Regions from separate parts of the Homo sapiens genome. Here region 1 is linked to region 2. A link is an interaction called in ENCODE POLR2A ChIA-PET data of the cell type or tissue named here. Cell type or tissue: Panc1. All regions are shown on one strand. Links, peaks and the distances in the headings refer to the core of each region. The heading gives the core; the rest is flanking DNA. Region 1 overlaps NAP1L1 (nucleosome assembly protein 1 like 1). Region 2 has its middle 41 kb from the start of NAP1L1.

Region 1 (8,345 bases), core at 231-8,230, 78 kb before region 2:
CTACATGGAATGGTCATCCTCATCCTCACTTGAAATACTCTTGTAACAGGTGGTTCCAGTGTTTTAAACCCATTAAGAGGACTTCCACAGCTAAACTTTCTATGGACTGGCCACTTGTATTTCTACCTGTATTTCCAGGTATCTCAATTCCTTGAATGTAGCCTCAATTGTTCTGTTCTGGGACCTTTGCCTGTATTTCCTCCTGTTCCTCCACCTGAACTGCTCACCGTTCAGAGGTTCTTCCTCTCACTTCACAAATTCCTACAGATTCTCAAAATCTCAGCTAAAAGCTCATACAAATTTTGAGCCTTCTGGTAGCAACTATTTTACAACCTCATGAAATTTACCAGAGCCGCAATTGCCTAATACATTATGAATGATAAAATTATGAATAAGACCTTCAACTCTGGATATGAGATCTGTCGACTTCTGGCACTCACGTTTAATCACACATTCCTAGTTCCTTCTTTTTGGCTTTAAGTTTAAAACATGTAAGAAACTGGCTGGGCGTGGTGGCTCATGCTTGTAATCCCAGCACTTTTGAGAGGCCAGCACTTTGAGAGGCTGAGGTGGGAGGATCACTGGAGGTCAGGAGGTCGAGACCAGCCTGGCCAACATGGTGAAAACCCATCTCTACTAAAAGTACAAAAATCAGCTGGGCTCAGTGGCACACGCCTGTAATCCCGACTACTTGGAATGCTGAGGCACGAGAATCGCTTGAACCCGGGAGATGACAGCTGTAGTGAGCCGAGATCATGCCACTGCACTCCAGCCTGGGCAACAGAGCAAGACTCTATCTCAAAAATAAAAATAAATGGATAAAACATGTAAGAAACTAAAAAGCAATGCTTTTATGTAATATTTTATCCTGGGTTTCAAAATAATAAAACTCAGTTTGTTCTAGGATCCACAAAACTTAAAATGCCCAATTTCCCATAGGAAAATTAAACAACCAGACTGACTTATTTCCCGCCAGTAATCTATTATTTCTAAATACCCCATTTCTTCTTTTATTCAGACTCTTGGCTTGAGGATGACATGGTCGGGCCTCAATAAGCCCACTGTAAGTCAAAAATATCATAAGTAGAAGATGTGTTTAATACTCCAATAAACTCATAAAGCTGAAGTCTTAAGTCAAACCATTATAAGTCAGGGACTGTCTGTACTAAGATTTTAGTGAATAACTTAATTTTTGTAAACTGGAAAACCTGACAATATGATGTCAAAAGGAAGAAACACAAGATACAAAGCATACTGTATTTTTGAAAATATACATCAATCAAAATTTCTTATGAATACTTATCCTTGAGTAAAATAATTTCATATACCAACAAGGATGTTTCCATTTCTGTAAAGTCATGTAAGTGATCCTCAATCAGTCCAAGAACTTGGCTTTTTATCCAGGTTATATTTTAATATCTGGAGTTTTAATCCAGCATACAAAAATCACCAGTATACATCTATTAAGTTAACTGCAGTATTATTTCACCATCACCATTTACATGTACTTTTCAGGTATCAGAGACTTAGTGCTTTAAGTAGCAAATTACCTAAATTATGAACACATATTTCCAAAAACAAAATCAAGCTCATAATTACCAAGTATATATGTACAGTGCAGATTAAAAAAAAACTGAATTAGCACATATTTCTCTTTTCTAAAGCTCCTATGAAGAACTTACACTCTTCTGCACTACCAATCTATTCTGTACATTTAAAATAACATTTGTTTTGATTTAAAGTCAAAAATATAAAGGCTTAAATTTTTGTAAGACTAACCCATAAAAAAGGACTCCAATTTTAAACCAATCCCTGAAACCAAAGCATTCAAATATTTGAATATTAGTTCAATATTTCTACATAGCACGATAAGATTTTCAGTTACTTCAAGTTTTGTCTTTATTTTTAATAATGGGAATGGCCTACAATTACAATAAACAATTAATTCAGTTATTTTAGGGGCCTTACCATATCATTAACCTATTCACACAACAAAAATATTTTTATGAAAGTTAATATATCCTTTCCTGATTAAGTGTGCTAAAACAGAAATAGAGGTAGAATCCCATTTTTCTTAAGTACCACTCTACAAGCCAGTTCCACACAATTAAGGTATTTTTGCAATCTAAAATAGTGATGCTAATACTGCTTCAGTAAGCTAGATTTACTAATTTAAGAATCCTAAGAAATTATATATGTGGCTTTCAGACATCCATGTTAAACTATCAACTTGTGGAATTTGTGGAACACTTACCCTACTTGAGTGACCATAAAGCAAACAACTCTAAAATTTTTTCATATCAGTTTTCTTTATAAGTGATTATATGATATTTCACCATTTCTAACAGGAAAAAATGAGACTTACTTGGCAGTGTGCATGGGCTGCTGGAAACTACAATCAGAGTGTAAAGACAAATCTCAAAAATGTTTGTAGATAACTCAGAATAATAACCCAGAATATAACCTATCAGGAACTATGGAATTCCATTTTAGTCTTCAAATAATAAACTCCACTTAGCAGGGATTGTGAGGTTGCTCTTAAAATTATATATTTACAGAACATAGTGGCCTCAGCACAAAATAGCTCCCTCTAGACATCACTACTCTCCACTCTTCAAAAAAAAAGTATATACATTCATTTAAAAAAAAACACCCAAAATATCACCAGTACATTTTATAAAATTAAATCCAAATTTTATTAAGGATTTCAGGTTACATACTTCAAATTTCTAGAATGGAATGGAATCATTTTGGAACTGGAAAAATGGCATAAACACTGACGTCCCTTAAAACTTCAATTTTATAAAGAAAATTCTTCTGCAAACCACATCCCCTTTATGTAACAAGACTAGGTATTATCTACACCTTCACTTTGGCAATAGCTATTTCCTAAAGAATGAAAAAGATGATTTTGCTACTTCAGTTCATTAAAAATGGGATTCTATCTTTGAAGTTCAGAAAAAGCTGCATTTCGATGAACTATGGTTAAAAAAAAAAAGCACATAGTGTCTAATCAAAGCAAAGGAAATCATTTTGAAAATAAAGAAAAAAAGCTATTATAATTGGTTAAGGATTTCCAGTAGTAAGTTAAAATCTCAGGAGAGGAATGGATAGCACTACAAACAATGTGTTCACATTCCAAGACCTTAACACTAACTTCTCAGAAAGGAAGTTTTCATTACCTCTAAAAATCAATTCAATGTAATTTTATTAAGAGCAGGAAATCTAGACCTTCCTCTAATGACAATCCAATAATCCACCCTCACTGTCAAAAAAAAGTTCAACCCCAAAATTAACAGTAATTAGCCTGAGGTATTGTAAATGTGGCTCTACAGTCTGAAATTTAATGGCATCTTTTGTCAAAAATAGTCTTATTTCCACTTTAAGTCTCATGACTACAATACTATAGTGCTATCCCTGTAGTATTTACAATACAGTCATCAAAAATATCTGAAAACAAATCTTGGACCTTGTGAAATAGTGCATCCCTCCACTTCTATAAAAATAGGAGCCACACAAAGATCTAAAAAGAGTGCTGACTGCCCAGATCCAGAACAGAGGTACTTAACACCTTTGTTTTCCAGTTTAGTTATCAAAGCGTGGTGTGAACAAAATGCTTAGTGTCACACTGGCATTACAAATAGGCCCAAAATTTTGAGCTTTTAACAAGATTGAGAAACATTATATGAGATTTAACTCAATATGCCTTAACACATCCATGAGGTAGTTAGGTAAACAGTACTACCCATTTTAATTACACAGTAAACAGAAGCACGGGTAAGTGACATACTCATACTTTAAGCAATAAGAATTAGAAGAAACCATAGAAGCTTGGGGCCTTCTCTCTAGCTCTAACCCAAAGAAAATGAATTTTTTTTTTTTTTTTTAAAAGAAAACAGCATCAATCACTTAAGATTTTCTTCCTCTTTTTTTTTTTTTTTTACACTTGCTTATTAGTATAGCATCTCGTTCCAAAGCTGGTACCTTTTCTTCAACAATGTGTTAAAAACTGAGTATAACCCTTAATTCAAGGTAGGCCTCTACTTCTACCTGAATTGGTACAAAATTAAGACATTATCTTGTAAGAACTAAAATTGTATTTGAAATTTTTATTTTAGCTGCAAAAACAAAAACAAGCAAACAAACAACAAATAACTTGAAAATAGGCTTGTCAAATGATGTAAATTCATCCTTTCCAGGGAAGCAGAAGGTAGACCCTACCACAAAGAAAAGATGCTTAGTTAATGGAGGTTAAATTTAAAAATACAGTTAAATTCAGGCTAACTTCTGAAAATCCCGTTTTATTCACCTCACTGTGGTACCAGTAACTATACTGAGTCAGGTTACTTTACAGTTAACTATGTCACCTAAAACACAATAATCCATTAACACTCTAATAACAGTTATTGGGTGTGGTCATACTGGAAATTCTTAACCATATAGTTGTCTTGCCAATTTTTTTTTTAAACAATAAATTGTCTTAGTATAAGTCACTGCATTTCTGTAACAAAGTAATGAAAGGCACAGCTAATCCAAGCGGACTTAACCCTATTCAACAACCAGCTGAAAAAATACTTTGGTTCTTCAAGGAAAAAATTACAAAAAAAAAAAAAAGGTATTTCCTTTAACAGTTGTTAATTTTCATAGCTGTACTCCAAGAGCTACATAAAAATATTCCAGAAGAACCAAATTATGTAGCAATGAATGAACATGCGTGACAGAATTTGTGCATTCAACATAGCTGGCAGAAAAACTAGTTAAAATGCTAGGTAGAACAAATTGGTCTTTAAAATATCAGTTTCCTGTCCTTTAAAAAAAAATTACCTAGTCTACCAAGAAAATACAAAAACATAAGGCTGTAAGTAAATAAGAGTTGTGTTTAGGCTATTACAGTGCAGGTTATCCTCAAGGCCACATACATCCTGCTTCACTGCTGCTTGCACTCTGCTGGGTTTTGATCCTTCTGTTAAAGGAAAACAACAAGTCAATCTATCTTCTTCTACCTGCTTCAGTGAATTTCTCAATAGTAATTACTGCCTTAATTATAACAGTAGCTCACTGTTGTCAAAAGAAATGGTATAGGACAATGGTGGTAAATTATTTATTTTATTAGCAAGTCACTGAAATGCTAAAATCAAGCTCAAACTTTACACTGTAGAATTAACTCCATAAAATGTGACACACGCTAAACCATAATCTTAAAAAAATAAAGTTACCAAGCAATTTATGTTAGTTATATTACCAATCAGCTTTGTTTTTGCTAATCCTAATATAACAAATTCTCAGGAATAATAGACTAGGACTCTCAGGGACTGAGTAAGAGTAGTTGGAAGGATCTAACAAACTGCACTGCTCCCCAGTTCCCGAACACTCCTACAACCAGATCTTTTAAAAACCTTTATTTTCTAATGCTTAAAAACTGTTACAAATCGTCCCATTAAAATAGAATCCTAGGGTTCACTGTACCTGAAACTATAAAAAGCACGAAGTCCAAACAAAAAACAATGTTTTTTAGAAAAACGTCCACTGAAATTATGTGTACTGTTCACAATGCCAGTGGGACTGAAAAAACAAAGTTATCCAGTCAATAGGCTTTATTTATTAAAGACTTTAACGGAGAGAAACTTGATATTCAAAAACACCAACTCTTACTTTAGCTATCTTAAATTTAATAGAAAGCAGCACTAATTTTGCTCACCTTTGGGTCATAGTCTGGATCATTTTCCTCATCTCCTTCTTCTTCCCCTTCCTATATTAAAGTTCAAAATGCATCCATGAAGTATGTACATAGTAGGTAAACTGGCTCATAATGTAGGGAAAATTTAATACAAGTTACTCTACGGATCAACAGATTTTCATGATTACAGACTTTGATGATAATACAATTTAATTTGAAAGCTTCTAATATGAAAAATTTCCCAACACAACTTGAGACATCCAGACAGCTTTTATTGAAAATAGTTACTGCAGCCAACGTTGGAAAAGTTTACTGCAGCTTTTGACTTCTTCAAAGAGCTGATAACCCTGCAGCAGAACAAAATTATTTGAAATAAAAAAATGTTGCTGAGTTTTGCAATTTATTTATTGAAACCTTATACATACATTGTTTGGCTGTAGAATTCTAAAATCATGTTTTCCAAAATGTTTTTATCCCAAATCACAGAATGATTATAGCAAAGGAATACATAAGTCATTCAATTTGCTTCTCAATGTGTTAACCACAGAGAATTATTTGCTCATTTGGTAAACATTACCTCATCCGCTTCTTCACCTTCTTCATCATACTGAAAAGGAAAAACAGCGTTAAGTGTTGAGTGAATGTAACACACATTTCAGAGTAGCATCAGTAACATTTATCACTGTATAAACTAGTGTCTAAAAAGAGAAAACCTACTTTCCTATCAAGGGGCTGATTATAAATTAAAACACATAGTAGCTGCAAGAATCACTCTGCTCACTGCCAATTTATAAAATTAAAGAACAGAGTACAATCATGTGGATAAAGTGGATGATCAGACAAGTATTACTGTAAATATTACTCACCTACACTTAAGTGTGGAATGCACTGTACGAAAAGGACCTAAAGCCTACTCTAACAATTGCCGTTGAGCAATAAACATATTCAAAACATCTATATGCAACCTAATCTTAACCTAACCATCATTCAATACTACCTTGAATAGAAATTCTATGCCTCCCAGTAAATGTTTTCTTGTGCACTAAAGAAAGTCCTAGCTCTGTGAAGTCAAGGCAAGGGCATAATAGATCTATAGCACTAACCAAACATAAAAAAGTTTCATAAACTCAGAACAATCTTATTAGCAGAAAATTAAAAGCTAAGATAAATGAATCCAAAAATCCTAAGGAGACATACTTAAAACCCAGAAAAGCTATATACAGAACATCAGTAATTAGCCTAATTTTGAATTATATTATGTCCTGCTTCTTAAAAACTAAACTAATCTATTACCAATTCTGACCACTATACCCTCAACCAATTATTTCTTTGCAGGATTCAAATTCGCTTACATCATCATCATCATCTTCAATAGCTTCTCCAGTAAAATATAACACTGATCTTGGGATTATACGCTCACGTAAAAAGTGACCAATTTCGAAGTCTGCAGCAAGGATAGCTTCAGCATCATCATCCTATTTTTAAAGGAAAACAAAAGCAGAAAATTTAGGAATAACTGTGTTACTTAATTTGGCACATGTAAGACTCTTAGAGGCTGGGTGTGATGGCTCACAACTGTAGTCCCAACACTTCAGGAGGCCAAAGTAGGAGGATCACTTGAGCCCAGAAGTTCAAGAGCAACCTAAGCAACATAGTGAGACGCCCCCTGCGTTTGTACAAAAAATAAACAATTAACTGGGCAGGGTGGCACACGCCTGTAGTCTCAGCTACTTGAGAGGCTGAGGTGGGAAGATTGCTGGAGCCCAGCAGCTTGAGGCTGAAATGAGCTGTGATCACACCAGTGTACTCTAGCCTGGGCAACCGAAAAAAAAAAAAAAAAAAGACAGACTCTTCAGTTTAAATTATATGATGAAGGGAAGAAATGCTCAACTTTACTTTTTACTTTCCATGATTTTTCTCACACCATGTTAACAAATGATTTGTCATTTTTAAATTTCCTTAATAACTTTTCCAAGTTTTTAACAAAAAGAAAATAAGCTAGCAGGCCAGTATGCATACTAAGATAAATTGTGAAGAATAAAAATTAGAACTGCTTAGTTTTTGCTGGTTTAAACATAAATACATAAAAGCAACTGTTACATGTCCGCAATTTTCCTTTTAAAATATTATTGAAAACACCAAATAGAAAAATAAAAAAAAAAACCCTTGGGTTATTGTTAATATATAGTTATTGTTAATATTGTTAAGTACATAGCAAATAGAAGGACATAATAAACAACCACAGAGGATCACTTTATAGTTCCTAAAAGACAGTACCCAAACAGCTGTACAGTTTTAAGTCTACTAATCCCAAATGAGACAGTCCTAGTTCAGAAAGACAATATACTAACTAAATCAGGTGCCCCTAGCACTTTTCTTTTTTAGAGACAGGGTCTCGCTATGTTGCCCAGGCTGGCCTCAAGTGATCCTTCCACCTCCGCCACCAGAGCAGCTGGGACTACAGGTGCCTGAAGCTGTACCTGGCTTAGGATTTCTATTTAATAGAAAAGCACAGGGCAAAAGTGGGTCTGACATTATTCACAATTAAAATAATCCCACTTTGGCCTGGCTCATGCCTGTAATCCCAGGACTTTGGGAGGCCAAGGCAGGCAGATTACCTGAGGTCAGGAGTTCAAGACCAGCCTGGCCAACATGGTGAAACCCCGTC
Region 2 (8,345 bases), core at 180-8,179:
ATATGAAATATATATAATATATATATATTTCAAATATGATATATATATTTCATATATAATATATATTTCATATATAATATATATATTTCATATATAATATATATTTCATATATATATTTCATACATAATATATATATTTCATATATATATTTCATATATAATATATATATTTCATATATATATTTCATATATAATATATATATTTCATATATAATATATATATTTCATATATATAATATATATATTTTATATATATTATATATATATTTCATATATATAATATATATATTTCATATATAATATATATATTTCATATATATAATATATTTCGTATATATAGTATATTTCATACATATAATATATTTCATATATAATAGATATATTTCATATATATAATATATTTCATATACATAAGATATTTCATATATACATTTCATATACATAAGATATTTCATATATATATTTCATATATATGCTTCATATATATGTTTCATATATATGCTTCATATATATGTTTCATATATATGCTTCATATATATGTTTCATATATATGCTTCATATATATGTTTCATATATATGCTTCATATATATGTTTCATATATATGCTTCATATATATGTTTCATATATATGCTTCATATATATATATATTTTTTTGAGACGAGGTCTTGCTATGTTGCCCAGGCTGGTCTTGAACTCTGGAGCTCAAGCAATCCGCTCAACTTTGCCTCCGAAAGTGCTGGGATTACAGGCGTGAGCCACCATGCCTGGCCAGCCCTTTCATAATTTTAAAGCCGAAATTTTGGCAAATTTTATTCTTACTGTAGCCATCAACAATTTGCTTACAAAAGTATCTCTCCCAATCATGAGTCTAGGAAGAAAATAAGAATTTATAACCATAAGTTATACTTTCTCCTCTATCCAGTTCCCGGAATCATTACTTCTACTTTAATATATTCAAAAGACCGTGATTTTCATCACACCTACTCTGGGATTAACCAAATGGCCTTAACAAACATTTGTCCTTTCAAAATTTAAAAAAATTCATTAATTACATATTTTTCCATAAAAATAATATCCATGGTGAGAACACACATTGATATAACTATTTTGGAGAACAATTTAGCAATATTATCTATGAAAATAAAAAGAGCGGTAATTTCAGAGTTGAAATTTTCACTGATTTTTATTTTCTTATTTTTGCTTACTTTGTTTTTTTTTCCTATGTTGAGCAGCTACTGCTTGTGTAACTAAAAATATTGAAAAATGTTTTTAGAAATATAGAAAAGAAAAAGACACCTATCCAAAACTCCCAGCTAGGGGAGGTTCAAGTCTTTTAAATTACATCTAAGGTTACTTAACTTGTGTGATTAGATTTGCTATTACAAAGTGTTCCTGAATTTACAACTCACCTTTCACAAGTGCTGGACATCACACTGTGGGAATGTTTTACTCACGCTGAGAATGGCATCAACCCGTTTCCCTCTTAATCTGTGACTTTGTTACAACTCTTTCTTTGAAACTCAAACCCTCTCATCCATAAATCCAGCTTCCAGATCCTCTCTCCTCTGAGCCTTAGCCACCTGCTCAGATGTCACTTAGGTGATACCACACCCATTGTTAACCATCTTTTTACCTACCTGCCGTATCTCCCCCTGGATCTGAGAGCTTCTCTTGGACCTGGACTGCTCCTCCCATTTCTTTGCATCCTGAGTGAGGAACACAGTATAGCAGATGCTTAAAAACTGTTTGAAGATAAAATAAAATAATCTCACTTTTACTAATTTCTGTGTATTAATGCTGCACACTGTATTTAAGATCTTATTATAAAAGGTTTTAATATTCTCCATAGGGTGGATTTAAGGTGACTGCATGGAGGGATGAAATAATGCCTATGAATATGATGAAGCTGATCAATAAAAAAAAAATGCCTGGCTAGATGGTGGCATTTTAAGCAACTTAAAAGTCTGATGCTAAGCAATTTCCTTCTTAACATTTTTCTAGAAAGATTCATTTCCCTGAACAATTAGTCATCTCCGAGAATTCCTTTTTCCTCTGTTTAACAAAACTACAATGACTGGAAAATATGCTGATGTTGGAAAGTCAGGATAAATATTTTCACAAAATATTTAAATCTGAAGTCTACAGTAACTTTTTATTTTTAATTTGTGAATTTGTGTGTTTATTATTTATTTACTATCTGTGGCTATTTCCTTATAAGTGATAAAATTTTAGGGAGAAATAGTTACAAATATAAATATTTTAAAAATATTATAGTAATTATTATCATAAACAGACTATTCAAACACCTCTTCACTTGATATTATCAAACTGTATTTACTTGTCCTTTTCTTTATAACCAACTTGCTTCCTTCCTTCCTTCCTTGCTTCCTTTCCTTCCTTTCCTTCCTTTCCTTCCATCTTTCCTTCTTTCTTCTCTTTGTTGTTGAGACAGGGACTGGCTCTGTTTCCCAGGCTGGAGTGCATTGGCACAATCTTGGCTCACTGCAACCTCCACCTCCTGGGCTCGAGCGATCATCCCACCTCAGCCTCCCAAATAGCTGGGACTACATACACACACCACATTCAGCTAATTTTTGTGTTTTTTGTAGAGTCGGGGTTTTGCCATGTTGCCTGGACTGGTCTCAAACTCCCAAGCTCAAGTGATCCACCCACCTCGGCCTCCCAAAGTGCTGGGATTACAGGGTTGAGTCACTGTGCCTGGCCAATCTTTTATCTTTATCAAATTTTTTTCAACCTGAGGTCGTTTCTCTAAGAGTAAGAAAACTTTTTACTCCTATACATTTTTCCAATACCCCCAATGTTGGGTATTGACCAATTTGGACTCTGTAATTTTTTTTTTTTAGAGATGGGGTCTGACTATGTCGCCAAGAATGAAGTGCAGTGGCTATTCACAAGGATAGTGCACTACAGCCTTGAACTCCTGGGCTCAAGTGATCCCCCCACCTCAGCCTCTTGAGTAGCTGGCATTATAGGCGTGCACTACTACACCCAGTTTTTGCCTATTTTTAAATAGTCATCTTTTTAATTTAAAAAAATTACCTTTTAAAAATTTCTTGTTCTCATGAAAATTACATAACGCATGAGCACTTTAGAAAAATTAGGGAATACACATAATTTAAGGCTGGGCATGGTGGCTTATGCCTGTAATCCCAGCACTTTGGGAGGCCAAGGCGGGAGGATCACCTAAGGTCAGGAGTTCAAGACCAGCCTGGCCAAAATGGGGAAACCCCATCTCTACTTAAAATACAAAAATTAGCTGGGCATGGTGGCATGCACCTGCAATCCCGGCTACTCTGGAGGCTGAGGCAGGAGAATTGCTTGAATGCAGGAGAATCGCTTGAACACAGGAGGCAGAGATTGCAGTGAGCAGAGATTGTGCATTGCACCCCAGCCTGGGTTACGAAAGCAAAAAAACTCCATCTCAAAAAAAAAAAAAATAGAAAAAAGAAAATACACATAAATTAAAATTTTAAATCATGAAATTTCACCATTCAGAAACAGCCAGTATTGGCTAGGCGTGGTGGCTCACGCCTGTATCCTAGCACTTCAGGAGGCTGAGACGGGCGGATCACGAGGTCAGGAGATGGAGACCATCTTGGCTAACATGATGAAACCCTGCGTCTACTAAAAATACAAAAACAAAATTAGCCAGGCGTGGTGGTGGGCGCCTGTAGTCCCAGCTCCCAGCTACTCGGGAGGCTGAGGCAGGAGAATGGTGTGAACCTGAGAGGCGGAGCTTGCAGTGAGCCGAGATCGCGCCACTGCATTCCAGCATGGGCAACAGAGCGAGACTCCATCTCAAAAAAAAAAAAAACAAAAACAAAGAAAAAAGAAATAGCCAGTATTTTTAGTATTTTGGCGTATAGTCTTCCAAACTCTTAGATACAGAGATCAATATGTATATATAAATGTTTTATTAAAAATAAGGCCATGCTGTATAGTCTTTGCTAATAACTATTTACAAGACAATATATTCTGAACATCTTTTACGGCCATAGCTATATTTATACAAGATCATTTGTAAGCAATTCATGTAGACATTCATATAACATACAGAAAAGTTTGTAAAAAAATAAAATAAAAACAAGGAATAGTCAGAAAACTATTCTTTCTAGTTTTGGATCTGTCATCTTTTAGAGGTGTGACATTGTTTCACTCTGTTCCTCTTTTCCCCGTTCATCAAAATAAGAAAATAGTACTGCTCAAATCTACCTCACATATTTGTCATATTCATCAATTGGAAACACCTTTATAGGTTTCAAGTGCTATTCAAAGGCAAGACCTTATGATCTCTGGACAAATTCATAGCCAGGATATGACATCGGCAGGGCCTAAATAATATCTTCTGGAAGATAATAACCTTTGTTCATCATGCATGCCTGCAGTCATGCACTGGAAAAAGACTTCTTGAGCATCTCTTATATGTCAATGTGAGCAATCGAAATCAAGTTTCTGTCCTTGTTAATCAAAAGCCAGATGTTAATCAAATAGTCAAATAATTGTTTATTATATTATTTTTTATTTAGTTTATTATTCCAACCTCTAAAAATCAAGATTTTTCTTTTTTTTTTTTTTTTTTTTTAAGACGGAGTCTTGCTCTGTCACCCAGGCTGGAGTACAATGGCAATCTCAGCTCACTGCAACCTCCACCTCCAGGGTTCAAGCGATTCTCTTGCCTCAGCCTCCTGAGTAGCTGGGATTACAGGCACCCGCCACCACGCCCAGCTAATATTTTGTATTTTTAGTAGAGATGGGGTTTCACCATGTTGGCCAGACTGGTTTCAAACTCCTGACCTCGAGTGATCCACCTGCCTTGACCTCCCAAAGTGCTAGGTGCTAGGATTACAGGTGAGAGCCACTGTGCCTGCCCCCCCCCTTTTTTTTTTTTTTTGGGAGAGAAGGGGGGTCTTGTTATGTTGCCCATGTTGGTCTTGAACTCTTGGCCTCAAGTGATCCTCCTGCCTTGACCTCCCAAAGTACTGGGATTACAGGTGTGAGTCACCATTTGAGGCCATGATTTTTAACTGTTTTTCAAATGCATTACACTTACGAACTATATCTCTATTTTTAAAAATACAATGTAATGATTCTTTTAACTGAGAATTAATAAGAAAACAAAAAGCTTACTCTGGATCAGGGAAGCTACAAATTTACATGTGTATCTCATTTGATGCTGGCTATAATGATTACAGATTCTGATATTCTCATTTTACATATTGAGGTTTAGAGAGGGTTCAGTATTTACAGGTCACACAGGTAATATATATCTAAACCTGGTATTCCCAAACCATCTTCTTACCTCTACTCTTCAGTTTCTGCCCTTTCTCATGTCTACCTACCTGCTTTATTTATTTATTTATTTGTTTATTTATTTATTTGAGACAGAGTCTTGCTCTGTCACCCAGGCTAGAGTGCAGCGGTGCAATCTCAGCTCACTGCAACCTTCATCTCCCGGGCTCAAGTGCTTCTCCTGCCTCAGCCTCCCAAGTAGCTGGGTTTACATGCCTGGCTAATTTTTGTATTTTCAGTAGAGACGAGGTTTCACCATGTTGGCCAGGCTGGTCTTGAACTCCTGACCTCAGGTGATCCACCCGCCTTGGCCTCCCAAAGTGTTAAGATTACAAGCATGAACCACCGCACCCGACCACCTTTAAAAATTGTAATTTGTGCTAGGTGCAGTGGCGGTGTGCCTGTAGTCCCAGCTCTCCAGAAGGCTGTGGTAGGAAGATGACTTGAGCCCAGGAATTCAAGGCATAAGTGCACTATGATTGTGCCTGTGTATAGCCACTGTACTCCAGCCTGGGCAACATAGTGAGACCCCATGTCAAAAGAAAAAAAATGTAATTTGTTATCAATGTTGGGATGAATGTTTTTGTTTTGTTGTGTTTGTTTAAACAAAGTATTGTGACTATAAATCACAAAAAAAAATAGACCATTGAAACAACTCAAATACATAGGAAAACTATCGGTGAAACAAAGCAGTAATGGATGTCAAAGTGAGCTATGTGACCAAAACAGTTTACTGTCTTCAAAGAATCAGCATATAATGGAAAGAAGATTTGAATGACCTATCCACTTTCAGCACTGTCTTCTATGCAAATTTCCAATGATTTACATTGGAATTGTAACTTTAGATTCTAATTTTTATTTTCTGAATACAGTTTTTGCTTTAAATTGCATATATTATATGTAGTTTTTTGTTTAAATTGTACAGGTTTGTTTCTTGCCTTTAGACTAATGTCCTTTTTTTAGATTGCACTTTGGAGAAACCAAGGATCATATTGCTTAGCATTCACTCATCCATTAAAGATGTATTATGCCAGACATTTTGGTGGGCAGTAGTATGAGGGAATAGTAATAGAGATGAGAATATAAAGATGAATAAGACACTGACATTGTTTTCAAGAAGGTGAATATGATAATGCCATTGCTTTCACAGTCCGCTGGGAAAGTCTCAGTCTAGGGAGACACATATAGTTAAATACCGTACTATGGAAGGAAAAAGATAGAAGCTGATCAACTAGGGGTCAAGAAGACTTTTTTTTTTTTTTCTTTGAGATGTAGTTTTATTCTTGTTGCCCAGGCTGGAGTGCAATGGCGTGATCTTGGCTCACCGCAACCTCCGCCTCCCGGGTTCAAGCAATTCTCCTACCTCAGCCTCCCGAATAGCTGAGATTACAGGCACTTGCCACCATACCCAGCTAATTTTTGTATTTTTAGTAGAGACAGTGTTTCACCATGTTGGTCAGGCTGCTCTCAAACTCCTGACCTCAGGTGATCTGCCCACCTCGGCCTCCCAAAGTGCTGGGATTACAGGTGTGAGCCACCGTGCCCAGCCAAGAAGACTTCTTATAGATATTAAGATTTGAGCTAGATCTTGAAGGATGAGAAATAGCTTATCATTTTGAGATAGAGAAAAGGATTTAGGGCAAAAGAAAAACCGGTGGACACATGACCAAATATCTTATGTTGGCATAAAAGAGGCTGAATAAGGTTTACAAAGGAGAGTTATTGGGAGTGAAAATAGAGGATGGGCTGAGACCAGATCACCAAAGACTTTCCTGGAAGGTTTTCAAGTAGAATGTGATGCAATTATATTTGTGAACCAACTTTATTTGGTTCCATGTGTCAACCCGAAATAATTCAAAGCATTAAAATTTAGTTTAAAAGAGTTTATTTAAGCTAAAAGTTGGTAATTGCCATCTGGAAAACACAGACTCAAGAGAAATGGGGTCAGTGTTCTGAAATTAAAAGTTAAGTTTTTGAGGCTGGGTGCAGTGGCTCATGTCTGTAATCCTAGTGCTTTGGGAGGCTGAAGCAGGAGGACTGCTTGAGCCCAGGAGTTCAAGACCAGCTTGGGCAACATAGCAAGACCCCATCTCTACAAAAAATAAATTTATTAAATTTATTTTTTAATTTAATGTATATATAATTTCATTAAGTCATAAATAAGGCAATTTTTTAAAAACCATCATTGAAAATATGCTTGCCCTAGAGATTAAAAAGTTAAGGAAGGCACTTATACGATAGTAGCAGGCTGAAATTAAAAATAATTCAAAACTTGATATTCTTCTTTTTTAGTCAAATTCTCACCTACAGAAAGTCTAACCTGATTCCTTTTTTGCTTTGTCTGATTCATGTTAATTTCTGTGGCTGGTTTAAATTTTTATAATACAGCAAATTTGGGTCATGAAGGTAGATTGCCAGCTGTTTCCAAGAATAGTTTAATTTTTATTTTTAAACACTTTTTCTTTCCAACTTTTAGGTTCAAGGGGTACATGTGCGGGTTTGTTAAATGGGTAAATTGTGTGTTGCAGGGGTTTGATATACAGATGATTTTGTCACCCAAATAATACCCAAATAATACCCAATAGGTAGTTTTTCAATCCTCATCTTCTTGTCACCCTCCACCCTCAAACAGGCCCCAGTGTCTATCGTTCCATTCTTTGTGTCCATGTGGATTCAATGTTTAACTCCCAGTTATGATATGAGAACATGTGGTATTTGGTTTTCTGTTCCTGCTTTAAATCACTTAAGATAATGGCCTCCAGCTCCATCTATGTTTCTGCAAAAATCATGAGCTCATTTTTTACAGCTGTGTAATATTCCATGTCGTATATGTATACCACATTTTCTTTATCCAGTCCACCACTGATAAGCATCTAGGTTGACTTCATGTCTGTGCTATCGTGAATAGTGTTGCAATGAACATACACGTGCATGTGTCTTTATGGTAGAACGATTTATATTCCTTTGGCTATATAACCAGCAGTGGAATTGCTGGGTTGAACAGTAGTTCTCTTTTAAGTTCTTTGAGAAATCT

Evidence for each region. Peaks named below come from ENCODE experiments on the same cell type or tissue, not always from the same donor. Only the 100,000 strongest peaks of a DNase experiment are listed, where the experiment ranks them.
Region 1: POLR2A ChIA-PET joins it to region 2 with 11 read pairs; 4 of 35 experiments call an interaction of 5 or more read pairs at or near these places.

Annotation. Positions count from the first base shown.
Region 1 is chr12:76,043,502-76,051,846 of GRCh38, forward strand. NAP1L1 (nucleosome assembly protein 1 like 1) reads right to left here. Exons shown (of 15, transcript NM_004537.7): 12 at 7,030-7,152; 13 at 6,255-6,284; 14 at 5,699-5,749; 15 at 1-4,963. The coding sequence ends at 4,928. Among named protein-coding and RNA genes, the nearest start is that of PHLDA1-DT, 16 kb to the left of the region's middle. In Panc1, for the core only: no CTCF peak of the experiment used is centred there; no DNase peak of the experiment used is centred there; H3K27ac peaks cover 1,441 bases.
Region 2 is chr12:76,121,987-76,130,331 of GRCh38, forward strand. No RefSeq gene overlaps it. Among named protein-coding and RNA genes, the nearest start is that of NAP1L1, 41 kb to the left of the region's middle. In Panc1, for the core only: no CTCF peak of the experiment used is centred there; no DNase peak of the experiment used is centred there.